2 separate regions of the Mus musculus genome follow, and region 2 is linked to region 1. The links are chromatin loops, found by intact Hi-C in ENCODE. Cell type or tissue: gastrocnemius. All regions are shown on one strand. Each heading gives the region's core, and the rest is flanking DNA. Links, peaks and the distances in the headings are about the cores only.

The links. Hi-C counts contacts between places; a loop is a spot of excess contacts. Peaks named below come from ENCODE experiments on the same cell type or tissue, not always from the same donor. Only the 100,000 strongest peaks of a DNase experiment are listed, where the experiment ranks them.
Region 2: a loop joins it to region 1, with 9 times the contacts of the local background. A loop is called at or near these places in 17 of 42 quality-filtered maps.

What each region holds. Positions count from the first base shown.
Region 1 is chrX:152,412,566-152,419,338 of GRCm38, forward strand. 3010001F23Rik (RIKEN cDNA 3010001F23 gene) reads left to right here. Exons shown (of 4, transcript NR_045451.1): 4 at 3,726-4,137. Among named protein-coding and RNA genes, the nearest start is that of Gpr173, 47 kb to the left of the region's middle. In gastrocnemius, for the core only: no CTCF peak of the experiment used is centred there; no DNase peak of the experiment used is centred there.
Region 2 is chrX:152,510,653-152,517,425 of GRCm38, forward strand. Gm41902 (a long non-coding RNA gene) reads right to left here and starts at 3,947. Exons shown (of 2, transcript XR_878281.1): 1 at 3,556-3,947. In gastrocnemius, for the core only: no CTCF peak of the experiment used is centred there; no DNase peak of the experiment used is centred there.

The DNA.
Region 1 (6,773 bases), core at 536-5,535:
ACATAACAGAATTATGTGTAGATGAACTTCAGAAACTGTTGGAAATTCTGTCCTAATATCAAGTAAAAATTCGTTAATCCATTTTAAAAAATATAACACAAGTCAGGAATTCAGTCATATTTTAAATATGAAGCATTTAACACAGTGTAATCCAAATATATTTGGCACTTTAATACTGAGTGATGATGGTAGGAGAGACATGTCTCTGTTTTCTGTAATTAATCCTTTATATTTCTCTGAGATCAGAGAACTCTCTATGGGCAGTAAAGGACTGAAATTCATAACATTATGACTTATGGGAGTGGTGAATCTGACCCGAGGTGTTTGAAGTGTTTCTGATGGTGCAGCACAATCTATGGGTTGACACCTTGTGTAAAAACCACATTGAATGTTCTGATGGTGCACCTGGGAAAAGCTGCCAGAAATACCTTAGATATGTTACACAATTGACTTTGAATTAAGTTGGCTGTTGAATGATCAACCTTTTCTTTGTTGCCAGGTTCTCTGCAGCCCCCACTTTAAGAAAATGTGTCCTAGGGAGTTAATTGTGGTGAGAGGTAAAAAGACTTGTGAAGATTATAGGCAGATAAATATGGGCTATGGAACGGGCTGGGCTTGGGCCTTGAGACGCTGGTGGAGAGGAGCAGCTATGAAGGATGGTTTCAAACCTCTAGGCTAAGCAAGAAGGAAGTTGGCACCTCACAAGCAGCACTGGGGGGGGGCAGTTGTGCAGAAGGTGTGGGCTGATGATTCTTTTGGAGTTCATCTTGAGGGACTCAAACGCTCCATTTTAAAATTTCTTTTACTTACTTATTGAGGCTTTCACACATGTAGATTTGACTATGGTCATAGCTACTCCAACTTTCAGAGAAATCTCAGTTCCCCTAGATACACACTGACATAGCTTCTTCCCAAATTCATTCCTCTTATTCTTTCTTAGAGGAAAAACTGCACAATTTTTTAATTAGTGATGTCCATCTGCACATGAAATCTATGTGCCAAACAATGGAACAACAGACCCACATAAAAATGACTCCCCCTCTCCAGCCACCATCACCAGCAGTTCCTCCACCAGGATTAAGGCCTAGTGATCCCCTTACCCACCCATGCTAGACTTTTGACTAGCTTCACTCTGTGCAGATCACCATGGCCCCTGCCCTGAGTGACACAGACACACCATGACGTGAGGATGGCGATTCCTACACGACTCCCCATCCCCTAGTTCTTACATTCTTCCACCTCCACAGCCCTTCCACAATATTCCTTGATCCCACTGGGGTAGGGGATTGTTAAATATTTCCTTGAGGGCAGCGGAAACAGTCACTTTACCCAGCTCTTTGAACAGTTATGAATGTGTGCATCAACCTCTGTCCATTGCAAAAAGCAGTGTCTCTGACTGAGCCCAAGGGCAGGCAGCTCAGGCATATGAGTATAAATGTGAAGACTGATTTTCCTATGTCCATCTGACAAACTCCAAGAGTTCCTGGAGTTGACCTAGGATGCCTACCTGCTGTATGACACGGATAACAGTAACTAGAAGAAGGCAGAATTGTTTCATTTGTGTCTCAGAGTTCTCTGTTCCTTTCTCTGGCTGTGGAGATCCTTCTGAGCAGGTATTCATCCAGTCAAAAGGGTGCGTCTTTGCTCACCTATATATCTGCATCGACTTACAGAACATGTTGGGAATTTTGCCCCCATATGCTGGTATTTACAATGTGAAAATTAGCAAAAATAAAGAGGGGGACAATCTCAGATTAGTGCCAACCTGAGCTAAATTATCATACAACCTTTTCTGAAATAACAGTAGCAAAGTAATAAACTGAAAAGAGTCAGGGTGTATGATACGTTCATGGACTATTAAAACCCATCCGACTGACTCTGAGAGACAACACCTGTGGGCATAAATGTTTTGCAACCTACACTTAATAAGGGCTCAACTTCTCCTCTAGCCCACCACCCAGCAGAAGTAGTGGAAGAGAAAAATTATTAGGATCTGGGAAAATGGACCTGTTCAGCAATAGTTCTCTGGGGGTGAGCCCCATTTTCATGGGGAGCAGTTCAGTCCCGTAGCAAACACCAAGCAGAACGTAGCATCTGCAGACCAGCCCTCTAAGAAGGCAGATAACAGGCATGAACCAGCAGCTATAGTCCAGGCTTTTCAGCAAGCAGACATCAGACAGCTGTAGTTCAATTGTGAAGAAACTGCCAGGCTCGCCAACCTGCCTGAGGTGAGGCCACAGAGGCTATAAGAGGCCACAGGAACCCCATGAGCAGTTCTTGGGTGAGTTTCTCTCAATGGTAGAATTATCACAGTTGAGCTCAACAATGCTATGTAAGGGGAACCAGTACATGCAGTTCTTTAGCAAAGAACAGTGAGGCAGAACAAACCAAAGCTCAGTGCTCCTCTCCCACTGTCTCTGGGCTCATATTTATACTCCTTCATCATGAGTCCTTTCATGTGTCTGCTATAGCAAAACTTTCCTTCACCTGTGTCTGCTTTGGGAAATCAGTCTTTCATGTGTGTGCTTTAGCAAGACATCCTTTCACCTGGGTTCCCCGGAAATACATCATTTGGCATAACTAACTTTCCAAAGAACTACAAGGTTCCACTTGAAACCCCACCATCCTTAAAGCTGCTAAGCACATTTCTGTAGCTGGTATTGCCCCTTCGGGGCCGGACATGGCTTTTGGGACCCCTGTTCCTATCACTGGATGCCCTCTGAAGTCATAGGCATAGCCATGTTGCTTTCTGAGTGGAACATGACTTGAAGGTGGTCAGTTGTCTCAAAATGTCTGCAGCTTAGGAGAGGACTGAGCAGGATGGGAGAATTGGAAAGCAGCAATAGGTGACTTCCAGAGGGAGGCCATCAAGCACAGACACCTGGATTTGAATCAAGCATGAACCAATTGTTTCTTGTGTAACTCTACTCATTGGTTACAGGACCACCAGGCCATTGTGCATGACTCTGATCACATTGATCTTAGTTACTTGATCTCTCTAAGGCTGTCATCATAGTTTCTTTTCTCCTTTTCCGTGTAAAAGGACTGTGCTAGCTATCAAACCCAGGATCTCACACCTGCTAGCTAACCAAGCCTTCTACCACACAGTCACATCCCAACAAGGAAAAACTACCTTGTCTTAATCTGTGAATGCTCCTGGGTTGATCAATTACTGGCTAGCCGGTGTGAGGTCCAGGGTTCACCACTCACTAGCACAAAGAGTGACATCACTTGTAAGAATGAGGATGGTGATGATTGATATTCAGGATAATATACAGTTTTGACTTCTCTATATAGACCAGGAAAAGACTAGCTTTTCAAAAGTGTAAGGAGTTATACATGAGTTAGTTACTCCCAGGGGAAATAGAGAAGACTTGGACTTAGAGGTAGAGTCTCTGCCTAATCTGAACCAGGCACTGGGTTCATTCCCTAGCAATCAGTAAGCACAGAGTGATGAGGGTAACTGGAGTGCCAGAAGTTGGATGTTGGAAGCAGGAGGATCAGGAGTTGAGGGCATCCTTGAGTACATATCAAGATTGAGGCCAGCCCACATTATGTAAGGAGGCTGTGTAAAGAAACACACAGCAAGAAAGGTCCCGGTGTCTGCTTGGACAGGTATGAAACACGTCCCTCATCATTCTTCAGTGTGATGGAGAAGGTTGCATTCCACCTGCTTCCCTGAATTACGTCTTGGTAACGAAGTCCATTCACACTCTTCCCTTCAGGTAAATGGCTGCCATAAAGGATCACACTTCACCATGTCGCTTGGATTGAGGCTGCTGTGGATAAAAATTCCTGGAAAAAAAGCTGTGTGAAAAAAAGCAGACCGACAGACTTAAGCTTCAAGGACTGGGGAGAGTTCAGAATATTACAGGGTCATTTCCTAATGAAAACTCTTCTAGTGCTATCTTTAGCCCCTAAAGAGACATTCTTGTCCACCTCTCTTTTGTATTTATCATCCATACAAACAGATAAAAACTCTTTGGAATGTATTAACAACACCCCCTTCTCAGCCTGCCAAGGTGCTAAGAAGAATGCTGTCACATAGAATCTGAGGTTGGGTCTGGTGTTCCTCTACTTTTAAGACTCCTCTCTGAGGTTTCCACCAATATATATTAAACATCCATTCATGCTCAACTTTATTTGTCTTGGTACTATTAAAAAAAACTGTCATGAAACTGTAGGGACATTGGAACATGGAGCTTGGAACAACCTAAATCCCTGTTCCAGGTCCATCGTTACATCCATTTGGCTTCAGAACAAACCCTCTTACTCCCTTTGAGGTGAGAGCTGTGTTTTTGAGGTGACCCTGTATATGCGCACACTCCCTTGTCATGATCTGCAAACCCCTGGATGACAGGCCCTCCTGCTCCTCTTCTGTTTTTCTCATGGACAATCCATGCAGGTGGCAAGTTTGTGCTCTGAACTATCTGGGCACAGACATAAACAAGCCCTGCTCAGCAAGTTGAGAGTTCTTTTGATTCCATGCCCACCCCATATGCCACTACAGCTGACTTCTCCCATGTGAATCTAAAAGGCAAACAGGAAATTCACCCAGACACTGGATCCCCACATCTGGCAAGCTTAGTGCAACTCATTTACTTCTTGGGTTTTCATTTTCCAGTGAGCTCTGGATCTCTCACAAGGACAACCAGGAAACCCAAACTGCACAGGCTCCTCTTCACCTGCCCTCTGTGCACCCCAACTGACCCTCAGCCTCCTGAGACCTCTCCTAGACTCCCTGGAGCCCCCATGTGAAGTCACCTCCTCTGCCAGTAAAAGTTTTCCAGGACTCTAGGAAGCATGCCAGGGTGCTGGGGTCTACAGCGCTGTTGCTGTGCACACTCTGGAGGGTGACTGCATAGGGACCATTGCCAAGCCCCTTATGTGACCACTCACTCCTTCAGAGAAAGTTTGTGAATCCCTGAAATTCAGGCTGCAGCACAGTCAGCTTCCCTTCAGTTGAAGCCTTCCTTCCTTCCCAAGGAGGTACCAGCCTGGCTAGCCAACCCTGCCTGCTGTGATGCAGCCTTTCTAGCCCCTGGAGGACTGCTCCTCTTGATGATCTTAACCCTTTGTGTCTGGGAGGCAAGCTGCATTTCCAAGGTTGAGCAAAAATGTGGTTCTCTGGTGACCAGACTGCAGGACCTGTTTCATAGAAGAAGCATCCATGAAACAGCCAGAGAGACACAGACTGAAAAAGAGAGTGAGAGAATGAAGGGATCGAGATAGATTCAGAAAGGGATCATGAGGGTCCCGAGAAGATGGAAGGATGGAGCTGGGAGGGATGTCTCAGTTGGAGCTACAGGGGAAAGAATGGAGGGTGGGGGTCAAGAAAAGCAGGAAAGCTCCCTACCTGGGATGGGCCAAGGAAAAACAGATGGGAAACACAGAGAGAAGCTCCTAGAACAGGCCTGCTGTGCATTTCAGTCTTGACCAGGGTCCTGCCTTGGCTAGCCTGAATGGTGATTTCTGAGAGGAATTCTTGGTTTTGTCAGAAGGTCCAACACTTCAGTGTCAGCTCATGGTTAGACAATCTGTGTGACACATTTCTCTTCATTGACCTGGGGATTGCAATTTACCTGGAAAGGGAGGTCTAAAATTTCATGTCGTTACCTTTAGGTGTCTGGGGTGTTTCTGGGCTCAAATCTGTTCAATCTCACAGAGGTTTTGCATCCTTAGCATTGCCAGCACCCCTCCACCTCTGATATCCTACAGTATGAGACAGAGTCATAGAAGAGTTACTGATTTCAATGGAGACAACATTTGCCCAATAAAATTTCAGAGAAACTCTTTCTGTAAGGAAACACTGGTTTTTTTTCCTGTGAGTTACTGTGAAAACTGCACAGGGTGAGGACAAACCTAAGGTAACACAATGGGTGCAGGCCATTCTTCACCCAGCATCAGGGTTGGAAGGAAATCCAAAGCATTTGTTCCAGTCTGGGATGGGAAGCCCACTATGTATCTCGAAGATTAGCTGCCTTCTCAAGTGGCTGTCCTTTGCTGAAACAGAATCTGTGTCAGACATTTTCCTGATGTTCCACAATTAAAGGTAGTCCTATCTCTGTTAAGCATAAAATGGTGGGTGCAAATTAAAGCCAGTAGGTGGCAGTAGTTAGAAGACTTAGTGGTGTGGCTGATAAACTGCAGAGAGCCTGAAAAGAAGTGGTCACCATGGAAAACTGGCAGCTTGACATGCTGTGAGTGGCTGAGCCTCTGTGATCTCCAGCTACATTGTCTACGGGGAAATTAACAATACTTTTGAGCATCCCTAATCAGAGCTTGCCAAATTTAAACGCACCAGATCCTGAAACTTTCCCAGAACCAGTGTGAAAGAAGAGATAGAGGATTCCACAGGTGACCTCCTCCTGTAGTTTCTTAAAATGCAGGCTGGGATAGGGTGTATTTCTGGGATGGAGGATGTCCTTTATATGAATGGGGCCCTGTATTCTATTTGAGCATGCACACCAAGAATGAGAAGAAACACATGAACAAGAGAAACATAAACACATATACAGAGAGAGAGAGACAGAGAGAGACAGAGAGACAGAGATAGAGACAGAGAGAGAAAGAATAAAATGCATAGGTTGTATCAGTGTAAATTGTATAAATGCACCTTTTATCATTAGTCTAATGTAATAAACATTTTATAATGTGCATGAATATGAACAAATTTTGTCTTTCAAACCCTAAGATATCTGTTTATGTAAATCTATGCATCTATGTATATGTCAATATCTATCTATCTATCTACCTATCTATCTATCTATCTA
Region 2 (6,773 bases), core at 1,229-6,228, 99 kb after region 1:
GGGTAAGGGGATCACTAGGCCTTAATCCTGGTGGAGGAACTGCTGGTGATGGTGGCTGGAGAGGGGGAGTCATTTTTATGTGGGTCTGTTGTTCCATTGTTTGGCACATAGATTTCATGTGCAGATGGACATCACTAATTAAAAAATTGTGCAGTTTTTCCTCTAAGAAAGAATAAGAGGAATGAATTTGGGAAGAAGCTATGTCAGTGTGTATCTAGGGGAACTGAGATTTCTCTGAAAGTTGGAGTAGCTATGACCATAGTCAAATCTACATGTGTGAAAGCCTCAATAAGTAAGTAAAAGAAATTTTAAAATGGAGCGTTTGAGTCCCTCAAGATGAACTCCAAAAGAATCATCAGCCCACACCTTCTGCACAACTGCCCCCCCCCCCCAGTGCTGCTTGTGAGGTGCCAACTTCCTTCTTGCTTAGCCTAGAGGTTTGAAACCATCCTTCATAGCTGCTCCTCTCCACCAGCGTCTCAAGGCCCAAGACCAGCCAGTTCCATAGCCCATATTTATCTGCCTATAATCTTCACAAGTCTTTTTACCTCTCACCACAATTAACTCCCTAGGACACATTTTCTTAAAGTGGGGGCTGCAGAGAACCTGGCAACAAAGAAAAGGTTTATCATTCAACAGCCAACTTAATTCAAAGTCAATTGTGTAACATATCTAAGGTATTTCTGGCAGCTTTTCCCAGGTGCACCATCAGAACATTCAATGTGGTTTTTACACAAGGTGTCAACCCATAGATTGTGCTGCACCATCAGAAACACTTCAAACACCTCGGGTCAGATTCACCACTCCCATAAGTCATAATGTTATGAATTTCAGTCCTTTACTGCCCATGGAGAGTTCTCTGATCTCAGAGAAATATAAAGGATTAATTACAGAAAACAGAGACATGTCTCTCCTACCATCATCACTCAGTATTAAAGTGCCAAATATATTTGGATTACACTGTGTTAAATGCTTCATATTTAAAATATGACTGAATTCCTGACTTGTGTTATATTTTTTAAAATGGATTAACGAATTTTTACTTGATATTAGGACAGAATTTCCAACAGTTTCTGAAGTTCATCTACACATAATTCTGTTATGTGTTTTTATACTATATATTTAGGTGAAGTTGCATTCTCAGCATGATTATAAAAATCAAGCTGTCAGTCAACTCTCAGAAATGTTAAGAATGTTCTAATATTTGAAGATCAAGATTTATTTTTGTATGTTGTGATTTGGAAAGTTAACAGTAAGAAGACTAACTTTTCAAAACAGTTGCATCTGTAGATTAAGATGCTTTACATTAGACCGTTGTGTCTCGATGTATATCTGCATATATTATTTGATAATCAGAAAATCTATAGAGTTCACCCACTGTTGAATGAGAGCTGGTGGCTTCTGACAGCAGATCTGGTCAACTGCTTGAAGCCCATGGCATTGAAGCACAGGCACGGCTGGTTAACGGTGCCCACCCAGTTAGGATGTGGCTCTGGCCTCTGAGTGGAGCTGCTGGGAAGACTGATTCTCATTGGCCAGGGCTCCAAGTTCATGACCGAGCACTGGAAAAGCTCCTAAGACTTGTTAGTAATCATAGACTTCACAGTCCCTGTGTCACTCACTGGAGAGCTAGAAGGAGGGGTTTGACATCCCCCACCACACACACACACACACACACACACACACACACACAAGTTCCTCCAGTTGCCCTTGTCCTCAGGTGCAGTGGGACTGTTGTGAGCCCCAGGGATGGGCACAAAGAGGACTTTTATTTTGTTAGCTCGGACGGTGCAGTGGTGCACATCAGCAACTTGTATTTCTTTGGTGTTTGGCACGAGCGCTGTCTCACTGTGGCTGTGTGTTATGAGAACTTACCAGCAGAAATCCTTGTTCCTAAGCTACAGAATGACCAAAAGCTGTCAAGTCCTTAATGTTTAGAAACTCCTTAAAATGTATAGTATTTTAGAACAACAACAACAAAACTCAATAAACAGTTGATCTTGGAAAAAAAATGAACAAGCACTTCCACCTCATTATTGTGTGAATTTGCTCCCATCTTTAGTAGATGGTAAAATTACCTGTATACTGTCAGATCATGGGCCTGTCCCTCTAAGGTCCTGGTTGCTGTAAGTTGGCTAGATCTCACATGCTGAAGAAATCACCCCATGCCCTTCACCACTACTCTCTGTAAGCAAGGGTCAAGAAGCCAGTTGTGATTTCTGTTTTATGGTGTGGCACAGAGCTTCTTGTGCTCAGAGGTCAGCACTGGGCAAACCAGAAATGTTAAGCATGGTGTTGAAAGCAAGGTGTATGTAATAGGTATTCTGCTCAGAATCCTAGGAATGGTTGTGGCTAATAATAGCCTGGTGATTTCTGTGCTATCTCTAGGGCCAGGCCACATCTGGCTCCCCCAGACTTTACAGTTAGGACTGAGTTAGTTAATAGCCTATGCGATCGCTACACTATGTGTATGACTGAGTCCACACCAGATCCTCCCTCAGACACTTAAGATAATACATGCAGATCCCATGTTGTGGAAGAAGTGGCATGTACTTTGAAAAGAGTTTCAAGTAATTCTGCCTTAACTTCATTGTGCATAGAGGATTCTGTTACACCAGGCCTCTTTCCCCAATTGCACTGTACTGCACTATGCCTACAATAAACTGCCTGGTGTCAGACTCTCAAAGTCTCAACCAACACAGGCTACTGGGACATGTTGGACCAGACTTCCAGTTTGCCTCACTCAGACTGACACCCACCATGGTGTTTGCAGAGACCTTCCACCCCACCCTCTAGTTTTAAAGCTCCTAATTTATGCTCCTATTTGTTGCTACCATGCTCTTTGTCAATGGGCTATATTGAACTAAAGCATTTGGTGCAGAACATTCTGCTACCTTCTGAGAGGGTATAAAAGTCAGACAGTTCTCCTTGATGAGGAGACTTCTCTGAAGACCCAGCCACCACCTTCTTTTTTTATCTAGGATGCGTCTTTCTCTTAGGTTTATTTTTAGCTGTCCCTTTCAAGGGTCTTCTCTCCAGGCTTTGAAGGGAAGACTCTCTTTACCTTTAAGGCCCCACTCATTGTGGCTCTGACATCATGGAACATGCCTTTTTAATACTCTCCTCCCACTTTAAGACATAAGCATGGTCTTATGGGGATTTTTTCTGATAAGGCTCACTCCTGATAAGGATAGTCTTTATGTCAGCTCCTTTCTGTAGCCAACACAACTGTATGCCTATTCTCTAGTATATACCAAAGGGTTTTTTAAAATTAAATCTCTTTACGATTTACCAGCAATACATGTTGGACTTGTATATACCTCTATACCCAGCGTCACATAAAGCTTCAGGTAATTGGAATCAGTAGTGAACAAAGGTTGAGGGTCCTTGTCTCTACCCCCTTGTCTACTCACCCTCCTGTCTGTCCTTGAAAACCACCACTGTCTTAATCAATGTTCTATTGGTGTGAAGAGACACCATAACCAAGACAACTCTTCTGGAGGAAGGCATTTAATAGGGGGTCTTGCTTACAGTTTCAGAGGCTTAGTCTATTACCTCATGGTGAGCAGCATGGCAGAGTGCAGGCAGGCGTCGTCCTGGAGCTGACAGCTTTATATACTGTTCCACAGGCAAAGAGAGAGAAAGACTGAGAGGGACGGGAGATGGGTGGGGGAGAACTAGTCCTGATATGGGCTTTAGATGTATATCAAAGCTGATCCCCTGTGACACACTTTCTCTAACAAGGCCACCCCTCCTAATCCTGCTAACCCTTTCAAGTAATGCCATTCCCTGCTGACTAAGTATTCAAACACATGAGTCTATGGGATCATTCTTATTCAGATCACCACAACCATCAATTTATAGCTACTCTTCCTGCCAGCATTATTGGCACCTTGCCACTCATTCTCAAATCCAGTGACACAAGGGACCTCTCTACCTACTAATAAGGTCATTTATCCTTCCATATTCTTGAGGGCTGCTTCCTACACTTATAATTATGCCCCCATATCTTTCACAAGGCACATTTGGCCATGCCTAACACAAAATGCCTCATCTGCTGCACACAGTTTCTGACATTAGTTCATTTATTTTAGCCATTTGTTTTAGCATAGCACAATTTTTTGGAAAAGTTTTATGATCACAGTTAACTCAGTCCTGAGAGTACAGTAAAGCTCAAGCCATGTTTATATTAAAGCTATTTACAAAGGACATATGCATTCTTCTGTAAGGATTGATTTTGTTGACTTACAATACTCAAAATAGGGTCTAGGGAGAATGACTGAGGTAAATATAATTCTTGTTTTAGTCAGCTTTTGGCTTCACTTTAGTAACATAGAAGTCACTTAGCCTGTTGTAAAATACAAATGACATCTCTCATAATATAATTTTTAAAGAAAGATGAGTTTTATGTTCTAGAAGCAATGTTCAAGATTTTAGAGGAGAAATATTCTGAAAGAAAGAAGCACAATATTCCGGGGGATACAGGCAGAGCCTGGCTAAATATGCAGCCAAGGTTACCAGGTTGTAAACTATGTTTCATAAGGACTGCTGAGTATCTTCTTCCTTTGGAGACCCAAGCTGAGTGTTTAACTTTTCCTGGTTGTCAGTGCTTATCTGTGTTTACAAGCACCCTTTCTCCCTATAGTTGCTTACTCTCTACTATATAATATTCTACAATATAATACTTGAAGTTGTATTTAGAGCAATAATACAACTGAAAGAGATCAAGAGAATACAAATTTGAAAGTTAGAAGTATCATTATTTGCAGATGATATGACCATGGCCATAAAAACTACACCAGGGAACTCCTACAGCTGATGATCATTTTCATCCAATTGGCTGAATATAAAATTAACTTACAAAGATCAGTAGCCCTCCTATATACATATGAAAAAATGGCCTGAGGAAAATATTAGGGAAATAACACCTTTCACAATAGCGTCAAACAATACAAAATACTTTATGTTAACTCCAACCAAGCAAGTGAAAGACTTTTATGATACAACCTTTAAGTCTTTGATGAAGAAAATTGAAGAAGATATTAGAAGATATAAAGATCTCCCATGCTCATAGGTCAGTAGTGTTAACATAGTAAAAATGGCCATCTTACCAAAACAATCTACAGATTCAATGTGATTGCTATTGAAATTCCAAAACAATTCTTCACAGATTTTGAAATAATCATTCTCAACTTCATATGGAAAAATGAAGAACATAGGATAACTAAAACAATAATGAATAATAAAAGAACTTCAGGAGGTCTGACCATCACTTATTTCAAATTTTACTACAGAGATATAGTAATAAAACCAGGATGGTATTGGCCCAAAACCAGACATGTCAATCAATGGAATTGAAGACCCTGACATAAATTCACACACCTATGGACACCTGATTTTTAAAATAATGCATCCAGAAATACACATTGGAAAAATACAACAACTTCAACAAATGGTGCTGGTCCAACTGGACAGCTTCATGTAGGAGTCTCTAAATAGGTTGATACTCATCAATCACCCTGCACAAAACTCAACTCCAAACAGATCAAAGACCTCAATATAAAACCAGATACACTGAACCTTATAGAAGAGAAAGTGGGGAATAGCCAGAACTCTGGCACAGGAGAAGTCTTCCTGAACATAACAGTGTTAACACAGGCACTAAGATCAACAATAAATTGGACCTCATGAAATGAAAAGTTTCTATAAGATAAAGGACAATGTCATTTGGACAAAGCAGCAGCCTACAGAATAGAAAAATATTTTTACCAACTCCAAATCTGATAGAGGACTAATATCCAAAATATATAACAAACTCAAGAAACTAGGTGTCAATTTTTTAAAAAATGGTGTGCAGATTCAAACAGTATTTGCAACAGAGGAAACTCAAATGGCTAAGAAGAACTTAAAGAAATGTTCAACATCCTTAGCTTAGCCATCAGGCAATTGCAAATCAAAATTACTTTGACATTCCATTTTACACCTGTCAGAATAGCCAAGAACAATAGAACAAATGACAGCACATGCTGTTTTGAATGCAGGGAAAGGGGAGCACTTATCTATTACTGGTGAGGTGCAAATTCATATGGTCACTATGGAAATGAGTGTGGAGCTTTCTCCAAAAGCTGAAAGTCAATCTACCACAATCCCAGCAATGTCATTATCTTAATGTCATTGAGAGTCGCTATTCAGTTACATCCACAACCCAAAGGGTGATCAATAACACAGGTGACCCTTCATGCTATTGAGGATGTAGAATTAGGGAAACACTCATCCATTGCTGGTGGGAGTGCAAATTAGTATATCCACTTTGGAAATCGGTGAGATAGTTCCTTTAAAAAATGGGAATTGATCTACCTCAAGATACAACTATACCATCTTGGGAATATACCCCAAAAATGCTCCACCCTACCACAAGAACACTTGCTCAACTATGTTCATAGCAGCTTTATTTGTAATAGCCAGAAACAAGAAACAATGTAGATGTCCCCTAATAGAAGAATGGATAAAGAAAATGTGATACATTTACAATGGAATATTACTTGGCTGTTTAAGAAAATGGCATAATGAAATTTGCAGGTAAATGGATGGAACTAGAAAAAATTATCCTGAGTGAGGTAACTCAGACCGAGAAAGATAAATATGGCATTCATTTGCTTATGTGTGGATATTAGCCATTAAGTAAATAATAAACAATATACAGTCCACAGACCCAGAGAGTTAGGTACATAGAAAAGACCTGGGAATGGGAAGCAGTACATGGATTGCCCTAG